2 separate regions of the Homo sapiens genome follow, and region 2 is linked to region 1. A link is a contact called in ENCODE Hi-C or POLR2A ChIA-PET data. All regions are on one chromosome and are shown on one strand. Each heading gives the region's core, a stretch centred on a gene start or an enhancer-like site at or near the end of the contact. The rest is flanking DNA. Distances are from core to core; before and after follow the strand shown.

The links. A loop is a pair of places that touch in the nucleus more often than their neighbours do. ChIA-PET counts read pairs that join two places held with the same protein, here RNA polymerase II (POLR2A). Pooled maps may share reads with other maps.
Region 2: a loop to region 1 is called in a map with no recorded cell type, with 9 times the contacts of the local background. The contact joins the promoter of PARP3 here to the promoter of APEH in region 1. A Hi-C loop is called at or near these places in 1 of 37 single-sample maps with no recorded cell type and 7 of 50 pooled maps. POLR2A ChIA-PET finds 5 or more read pairs at or near these places in 1 of 52 experiments (B cell).

The regions. Positions count from the first base shown.
Region 1 is chr3:49,671,437-49,677,420 of GRCh38, reverse strand. APEH (acylaminoacyl-peptide hydrolase) reads right to left here and starts at 3,070. Exons shown (of 22, transcript NM_001640.4): 1 at 3,008-3,070; 2 at 2,800-2,932; 3 at 2,112-2,238; 4 at 1,634-1,727; 5 at 1,455-1,530; 6 at 1,202-1,365; 7 at 906-1,043; 8 at 721-812; 9 at 604-644; 10 at 397-518. The coding sequence starts at 3,019. It overlaps BSN (bassoon presynaptic cytomatrix protein), which reads right to left. Exons shown (of 12, transcript NM_003458.4): 12 at 5,872-5,984. RefSeq lists a silencer at 2,776-3,385.
Region 2 is chr3:51,941,113-51,943,812 of GRCh38, reverse strand. It overlaps PARP3 (poly(ADP-ribose) polymerase family member 3), which reads right to left and starts at 1,450. Exons shown (of 11, transcript NM_001003931.4): 1 at 1,105-1,450; 2 at 275-459. The coding sequence starts at 457. RRP9 (ribosomal RNA processing 9, U3 small nucleolar RNA binding protein) reads left to right here and starts at 1,909. Exons shown (of 15, transcript NM_004704.5): 1 at 1,909-2,032; 2 at 2,322-2,404. The coding sequence starts at 1,946. RefSeq lists enhancers at 1,445-1,774, 1,899-2,547.

The sequences.
Region 1 (5,984 bases), core at 1,821-4,320:
AGATGCCCAAGGGGCCTCAGATAGGCATGTCCCTCTGACTTTTACCAGGGGCCCAGAGCTCTTCCTGGGGAGGGTCTGGGATTGTGTAACTCCCCACTATATCCCAGCCCCTTGCAGAGCCTGGCTACATGCAGTTGAGAGCCAAGGGGAGGAGCATTCTTGCAGACGAGCATTCTCTCAAGGTGGAATGCCCCAACAGTGCAAAGCTCTCCATGGCAGCACTCTCAACCTCTAGGCCCTCCTTGAGAGGACAGGCAGAACTCACACCGCTGCTGCATTGAGGACAGAAGGGCACCTACTGAGGGCCTATGGGGAGATGATACTGGCCCTTCAGCTCTCATCCACCATCCCATCTTCTTGCTGACCACCCTCCCATCCCTGCCACCTCCAGCTCACCAGGCACAGCTGGCTGCATTGGTGATGGGGGATCAGAGATGGGTACTGCAGGTAGACAATGCGACATTGGTCTGGGCTCAGCCGGGGAGAAGAGACAGCCAGGGAGTCATCCGAGAGGAGCTCTGGGCCAGATGGAAACATGAGCATCACGCAGGCTGGCAGGGCCAACATGTGTCAGCAAAGCACAGGTGGGCATCAGCCACTTACCACACTTCCCCCCGATGAGGTCCACATAATACAGGGCTGACCTGGAACCACGAGACAGACACTCAGTCTCAAGGCCAGCTGGGCTGCAAGGCCCCTTGCCTTGCCCCACTCCCTCACCTGCGATTGGTGCAAAAGCGGATGCCCAACCGGAAGGGCTCATGCCACCAGCCCACAAACACCACACCAGCATCTCCAGGGGCCCAAAATGCCTGTAAACAGGATCAAAGGGCAGGAGTGAGCAAGGGGTGGTAGCTCAAGAAGGGTCCCAGACTCCAGGGGGGACACAGGCTGTTGCTGCTGACCTGTCCAGGGGACACATTCTCAGGGACCCCCTCAAGCACAGAGATGTTGCCACTCTCGACATCCAGCACGCAGAGCACAGGGATGCTTTTGGAAACCATGTTTTCTCCCCAGTCTTCATAAAACACAAACTGATCCCCCTGAGAACACAAGATACTCAATGCCCAGCCTGTCTATAGGACCTGCTCTGCTTCCTAAAAGCTAGTGCCTCCCCAGGTCTGACAGGCACAGTATGGGAAGGGAGCACACTGAGCCCCAGGGCTGCCCTGCCGGGCCTTCGTGGATTGACCACGAGCACCTTGATGGCTTGGTCTGGCTTCTTCAGCCTGGCTATCTCATCATCGCTGGCACTGACGTCCAAGGCTTTGGTCTGAAAGAAGGACTCGGCCTTGGGGCGCTTCTTCTCTGCCACATACAACAAGTGTGTCTCCGAGTGCGACCAGGACAGGCAGCCAAAGCAGTCTGGGTGCAGGGAGGGCCAATCAGGGGGGGCCCAGGGCTACGGCTACCCCTCCTGTCCACCCTGCCTGCTCACCAGCCAGATGCCTCACCATCCTCATAAACAGGCCCATGTTTCTCCAGCGCTGACAGGTTGAAGCTCTTGAGCTTCCGGTTCTTCTCCCAGACCTGAGGACATCTGGGCATTAGGCTGTTTGCCCGCTAACAGAGCCTTATCTGTGGGGCAGAGCCTCTCTCTTGTCACCCACTACCTGGTCCCATGCAGACTCACCTCCAGGAACTGCTTCTCTTCCCCAGGGCCCGTGCCTCCAGCCTTGCGCAGCACAGCTTTCATGGTGCCTGAAGGAGACTCTCTGCTCAGCAGTCTGTGGACATGGGGTAGCACAGGTCAGGATTATCTTGCAATAACCCCTTCCTGCTCCCTACTGGGCACACCTCTTAGGAGAGATTCTTGAGGCTCTGGCCCCACACCAGCTTCTGGAGCACCTCTAGCCCCACCTTGCCTTTCCTCCCTGAGGCAGAGACTCTACTCTCTGCAACTCCCCAGGCCACCATGGGCTCTAGTCCAGGCTGAGTTTGGAGCAAGCTTCCAGTGCTTATCAGGCCATGTCACCAGAAACTGAATGAGCTCCCAAGGGGGCAAGAACCTGGCTGCTGGCCTCCCTTCTAGGCACATGGTGAGCATTCATAAAAGGCTTGCATTGCGGACGGCTGTGGCCTTGCCCACAAGCTTCCTCCCTCAAACTTACTCCCCCCGGGTCTCCACACTGTTGCCTGCAGGTCCTGCAAACACCACTGAGTCCCCGTCATGGAACACCAGGTATTGGCGGCAGAATCGAATGTTCTCCATGCGTTCCAGGTCCCTCTGGGTCCACTCTGTGAGGGGAGGCATGAGACTGCTCACCTTGTCTTGGCTACTCCTGGCTACTGCCCCCAGCCCCACCTGACCCAGGAAGGCCTAGATCTATCTTCCCCAATCTCTCAATCTGTCTCCAGACACTGACACCCTGGCTGCAGGCTGGACAACACTTGGCCACAACCCTAGTCCAGGCCTCCAGAGCCTGAGCTGACAGCCTCTTTGAGAGAACCCCCTAGTAACCCCAGCATCCACCCTGGAATCTTGAGGGCAGCCTGGCATGTGTATGGGATGGCGTGTTGGTGGAGAGCCCTACAAGGTCCACGCCCTGAGCCCAGGTTTGACTTCTACCCCTACGCCGTCATCTCGTGCACTCATGGCCGCCATTCGATAACGCCCCGCACGCCCCCTCCCCCCCTCCACACACCTGTGTGCAGGGACCTGTGGGAGTGTAACCTCCAAGTCCAGGCCGGCTCCCTATATACCCTTACGCACTGTCAAGCAGCGAGCCCTCCACACCCCCTTCCTTCCCACCCCAGTGCGCGACCCCGTCGCCAGCCAGTTCCCCTTCGCACACACACCAGTGTGCACCGTCCGGTATTGGCCGCCGTACTGCGTGGTGACCTCCGGGCCCAGGCAGGCGGCGCTCAGCGCGGGCTGGCGGCTAAGGCCCCGATACAGAGCCGCCGCCTCCTCGGGCTCGCTCAGCAGCACCTGCGCAGGGGACACACCAGGGTCAGGCCCGGCCCGGGCTGCAGGGACCACGGGGACCGCGGGCCGAGCCCTCACCTGACGTTCCATAGTCTCCTCTCTGCCGCCGGGGCGAGGCGGGGCGTGCTCGCGCCCGGAAGTGAGGCTTCCGGGGGCGGAGCCTGGGACGGCCCGGGCTGTCTCCGCCCCTGCCCTGCGGCAATCTGTGAGGGGCGGGGCCTTCGGCTAATGGGTGAGGACCGTTGGCAGGGGGCGGGCCTTGACGGTGAGAGGACCCGGCCTGGGAGCGAGAAGTCCTGGGTGGGTGAGAGCAGGGGTCTCGCCAGGGGCGGACTAGCCAAGTGGGGGGCGGGGCCGTGGGCTGAGTCCTGGGCCTCTTACCGAGGGGCGAGGCGTTGGATCTCGGAGGAGAGGGGGCGGCCCTGTGGAAGCGGAACCCGGGAGCCCGGCTTCGGGGAGGGTAGAAGGGCCTACGAGAGAAGGGGTTGAGGGGGTGCTGCAAGGCGGAAGCAGCGCGGTCGGACGGGCATGGCCCAAGCACGCGAAGGGCGGGGCCCGAGGGGAATGGGACCAATGAGTCTTTGAGGATGAAGGGCAAGGCGGGCGGGTCCGGATTGGAGCCCTGCGAGGAATGTGGAGCCGGGAGCCTGTGAGCGTGAGCGTGAGCGTGAGCGTGAGCGTGAGCGTGAGGGTGAGGGTTGGGCGGGGCGGAGCCGGCCGCAGCGTGGATCTCCCGCGGCTCTGGGGCTGACTGTAGGGTTCCTTCGGGTCCACCACGAGGCCGACATTCACTACACAGTGCCAGGCCCTGCCCTGGAGGGAGTTCCACGCAGACGAAGAAGAGAAGGGCCAGGGTCCGGGCGGAGGGCGCGAAGCAAAGCCCTGGGGTGCGGGGCAGAGGGGCGGGTGCCAACTCTTAGGGTGCTGCCCGGACTTATCAGTCGCCAGGCCTGCCGCAAGAGCTATCTATCCCCGCAGCCTTTACCCAGCCTTCTCAGTGGCACCTTGTTGGGGACCGTGAGCTGGTGGGTCCCTGCCTTCCTCCCCAGGCCTCACCCTGAGCTCTTGGGTGTGAAAGGCCTGGTGGGCTCAGACTCCACCCAGGACCAGGGAGCTTCCTGTGGAAAAAACCTAGGCAGGCAGGTTCCCTGTGCACGTGGTACAGGATTGGCTGGGCTAAGGTGCCAACAGAGATCAGGAGAGGCTGGACAGTAAGGATGTTCCCTCCATATACCTGAGTCTGGCTGGTCTTCCACATTCAGGGCCCTGGCTCCCTGCTCCATGGCGTGCTTGTGATTGAGAGTCCACTTGTCTGGCCTGTAGCTTCCCCTTTCCCATCAGCCGCATCATTACTTACTCAAGATAACTAGTTAAGTAAAAAAAAAAAAAAAAAAAAAAAAAAAAGTCCCGGCCGGCCGGGCGCGGTGGCTCACGCCTGTAATCCCTGCACTTTGGAAGGCCGAGGCGGGCGGATCACGAGGTCAGGAGATCGAGACCATCCTGGCTAACACGGTGAAACCCTGTCTCTACTAAAAATACAAAAAATTAGCTGGGCATGGTGGCAGGCGCCTGTAGTCCCAGTTACTCGGGAGGCTGAGGCAGGAGAATGGTGTGAACCCGGGAGGCGGAGCTTGCAGTGAGCCGAGATCGCGCCACTGCACTCCATCCTGGGCGACAGCCAGAGTCCATCTTAAAAAAAAAAAAAAAAAAGTGCCAGGCGCGGTGGCTCACGCCTATAATCCTAGCACTTTGGGAGGCTGAGGCGGGTGGATCACCTGAGGCCAGGAGTTCGGGATCAGCTTGGCCAACATGGAGAAACCCTGTCTCTACTAAAAATACAAAAATTAGCCGGGCTGGGTGGCACGCGCCTGTAATCCCAGCTACTCGGGAGGCTGAGGCAGGAGAATCGCTTGAACCTGGGAAGTGGAGGTTGCAGTGAGCCGAGATCATGCCACTGCACTCCAGCCTGGGCAACAAGAGTGAAACTCCGTCTCAAGAAAAAAAAAAAAAAAGAGTCCCAACTTTCTGACGCCACTGCATTTGTCAGTATGTACAGGACTGTATCAAGGCCAGAAACAGGAGTAGAATGAGTGGCCCCAGCCACCAATTTGGGTGGAAAGATTGGAAAATAGGATGTTCATCAAGCATTGTTTATAATAGGAACACTGGGAACATAGTGCCTGTTCCTTAGATTGTGTGTGGTAGACTGGCTATGAACTAATGGTGTATCTCTCTGGAGGTTGAGCACTGGAAGACGAACATTTAAGTACCTGAAATAAACGTGGAAATAAACAGAAAGCTAGAAAACAGGATATATTGCACCTTCTGGCTTCTGTTTAAAATGAAGACTGGAACAACAAACAGGAAAGAAGGACACGCATCAAAATGTTAATTCTGGGGAGAGGGCCAGAGGTGAAGCTGGGATTCCTGTTTATCTGTGTTAAAAAAAAAAAAAAAAAAAAAAAAGGTCTAGCAACTCTGGGTGACTTCGGTAAGGAGGTACTCCTGACCATCTGAGGAAGGCCTAAGGTCTGGCAGCCGGTGAGAGTTTGGGGGTTGGAAAATTCGGAGCAAGGCAGAGAGGTGTAGGGCTTGTTGGCAGCACCAGGGGGCAGCACTTGTTCACTGCCTCCCTGGAACCAGGTCCCAGAAAGCTGTGTATGCAGCCAACACACCTGAAGGCCATGGAGGTGCTGTCCCTCAACAGCCTGCGCACTGACTGCCTGCTCCAGGTCCAAGCTTGGGACCTCCCCTTGGGCACCTTTGTGGAGGGCCCATTGTCTTTGGATGGCTTGGTGTGGACTCAGCCCCGTGCTGTGCCAGCACTTCTGCAACTTTGTCCATCCTTTTCCCTTTAACCATGGACAGGATTGTCGCAAATTTGGGGATTTGCTCCTTCAGCTAAGCCTTCCCACTTGAGAAACCATCCCAGAAACAGTCTGTAGGTTGTTTATATCAAGTCCTTTTATTCTGATACCACAGAATTACCTTGTCACAATACAGGGGGAGGGACACTGAAGTACCACGAGTTCTCACAGAGCACAGAAGGACAGCA
Region 2 (2,700 bases), core at 201-2,700, 2.3 Mb before region 1:
ACATGGGCAAGCGCCCAGGAGACTGATGTAGTCACAGCCTTTCCCTAAGTGCGGTGGGAGGAGGCCTGCATGGGGTCTGAAGGGCAGATGTGACCCGCCTGGACCTGACGGGACACAGCCCTGATGTCTGGGGTCAGGAGAACATGGCCTTGCTCTGGCGCTTACCTGGGGGCCTTGGGCTCCAAAACCAGAACAGAGTCCTAAGGGGGTGGCCTGGGTGTGTTTGTGCTTATCAGTGGGCAGGCTCTGGGCCTGACTGGGGACTGCAGCTCACCTGGGTCCCGGGGTTGCTGCTGAGTGGACATGTTGGATCCACGCGGATTATGCGCTTCTCTGCGGGTATGGCCTTGAGGGCCTCAGCGGTGGAGCGGAAGGGGTCCTCCTCCCTTCCTGCCTGCCGGCCCTTCTTCTTCTCAGGGCCCTCAGTCTGTACCCAGGGCTTCGGCTTTGGAGCCATGGCTGTCCTGGGGCACAGAGAGGCCCTTAGGCCTCCATGGTCTCCTCATCCCCAACGACCCACTCTCAGTCCCCACCCCTGCCCTGGGCCAGCACAGCACCAACTTGCCCCACCCCGGGTTGGCCCTTCGGTGGCCTCCCACTGCATCCTGTGTCCACTCTGACGGCATTCCCAGCCCCAGACCACACCCAGCTCTTTGTCACTCAGAAACACCCCTTTCCCCAGTCCCAAGTGCAAGGTTAGGACTCTGTCCAGTCTGCCCACTCTGGTCAACAGGGTCTGCCTGGCTCCCTACCCTCTGCAGCTCACCTGTGTGTCCTGAGGGGTAGGGAAAGTGAAAGGAGGCTCTCTCTCTTCCACTTCGGGGCTCCTCCCCCTGTGTCAGCTAGTTCAGCCCTGGCATGGTTGCCGGGCCGAGTCACCGAGCTATGGGGGAGGGTGGGCAGAGGATCCTGGGGGCAGGATTCTTGGGGCCAGATTATCCTCCCGGAGCTTAGAACCCAGAGCTGTAGAAGCCCTTCCCAATGGACTCAAGAGTTCTGAGGAGCCAGAACTCCGGATCAGTGGCCTTGAACTGATAGAGGGCAAAGGCCAGTCCCACCAGGCCTTGCCCTGCCCTGCCGTGGGCAGGACCATAGGACACTCACCCAAGAAAAGCAGGGACATGGGAGAGGTCCTGGCTGCCACCCGGCCTGGTTGTGTGCGCCTCCCAGGGCAGTCCCAGGTCTAGCAACTCTCCATGAGCCTCAGGCGTGAATTAGGGAGAGAATTCCCAACAATCGCCAGAGGCCGGGGATGAGCTTGTGTGGGGGATTAGACATCGGCTATTTGGCCACCAGTGGGGTGAAGCAGAGGCTGGGGCAGGCCGAGTCAGGCGACCAGTCCCACGGACGGGTGGACACTCGATCTGGCATATCCAAGGCCGGGGCAGTCGCGTCCGTAGCGCTGCTCATGTGGCCGGGGCCTGCAGCACGCATCTGCCGGTCGCGCGGTGACCTTGGGCCCGGATACAGACGCAGCCTCCCTCTCCCCGGGGCTGCTTGGATCCCCGTTGGGTCTAGCGCCGGGCTGCCCATGGAGGGGAGGAGTCACGTTCCAGAACGCGAAAGGGCGCCGCGTCTCTGGCGCCCCCCAGCGGCCAAGGGGCGCAAACACAGAGAAGGCTCTTGCTCCGACTTCGAAGTGGGCCAGCAGCAGAGCGCAAGCGCCACAGCATCAGGCCGGAAGCGCCGTGGAGATGCGGGCTTCCTACTCGAGCCTGGTGCGGGAGCCTAGGAACTTCAGGAGGCGGGGCTACAAGCGTGCATCCTATGGGTGCCTGGGGGCGTGGCAGAGCCTGCAGAAGGACCCAATGGAGCAGTAGGAGGCGGGGCCCGGCGGGCGGTGGAAGCCTATCAATACGCGGGGTCTTGCCAGGCGGCTGGGGAGCTGGGAGGGTTCAGCTGCCACGTGAGTTCTGCGGCCGCTGCTACACGCCTGGTGGGCAGCATGTCGGCAACAGCGGCTGCTCGTAAGCGGGGAAAGCCGGCCTCTGGGGCCGGGGCTGGCGCGGGGGCCGGCAAGCGGCGGCGAAAGGTGAGCATGGCGCTTCTGAGGGCCGCGGTCAGCCCTGCTACTGGGACAACCGTCATCCCATCCAGGGGACCTGGGTCCCGGCCCTTCCCCAGCCCTTCGCCCTGGACCCCTGCTGGAGTCAGCTTCGTCCCTCTCTCCGCGGGCCAAATCCTAGAAAGCCGTTCGCTTAACCCGGGAACCACCGCCTTCCCCATTCCTGGGGTTCTGAGGGAACCGAGGGGGGGGGGCCCTTGGTCAATGCCAGGGTGGTCTGGACCCCTGACCAAAGAAAAGACCGTATAATTCCCAGGCCGACTCTGCGGGGGACAGGGGCAAATCCAAGGGTGGCGGCAAGATGAATGAGGAGATCTCCAGCGACTCTGAGAGCGAGAGGTGAGCTATTCTTTTCCACATAGTGGGAGGGAAAACTGAGTCCCATGGTGCACGGAAGACTGAGTGAGTCCGAACAGAACTGAGCCTAGAATCCAAGACTCTGTCCCTTGGCTCTGAGATCGTGGCTGTTTCCTTTAGTTTCTGGTCCTGCAAAGTCTTGTTTCTGCGAGGTCTCTGGGTGGGAAGGACCCTGGGCCCCAATCCGAGGCCATTGAGACCTCCTTAGGTTTTGGCAGGGACTGGACTGATTGAGAAATTGCAGGAAAACAGAACAAAGCTGTCAAGTATTTCTTGCA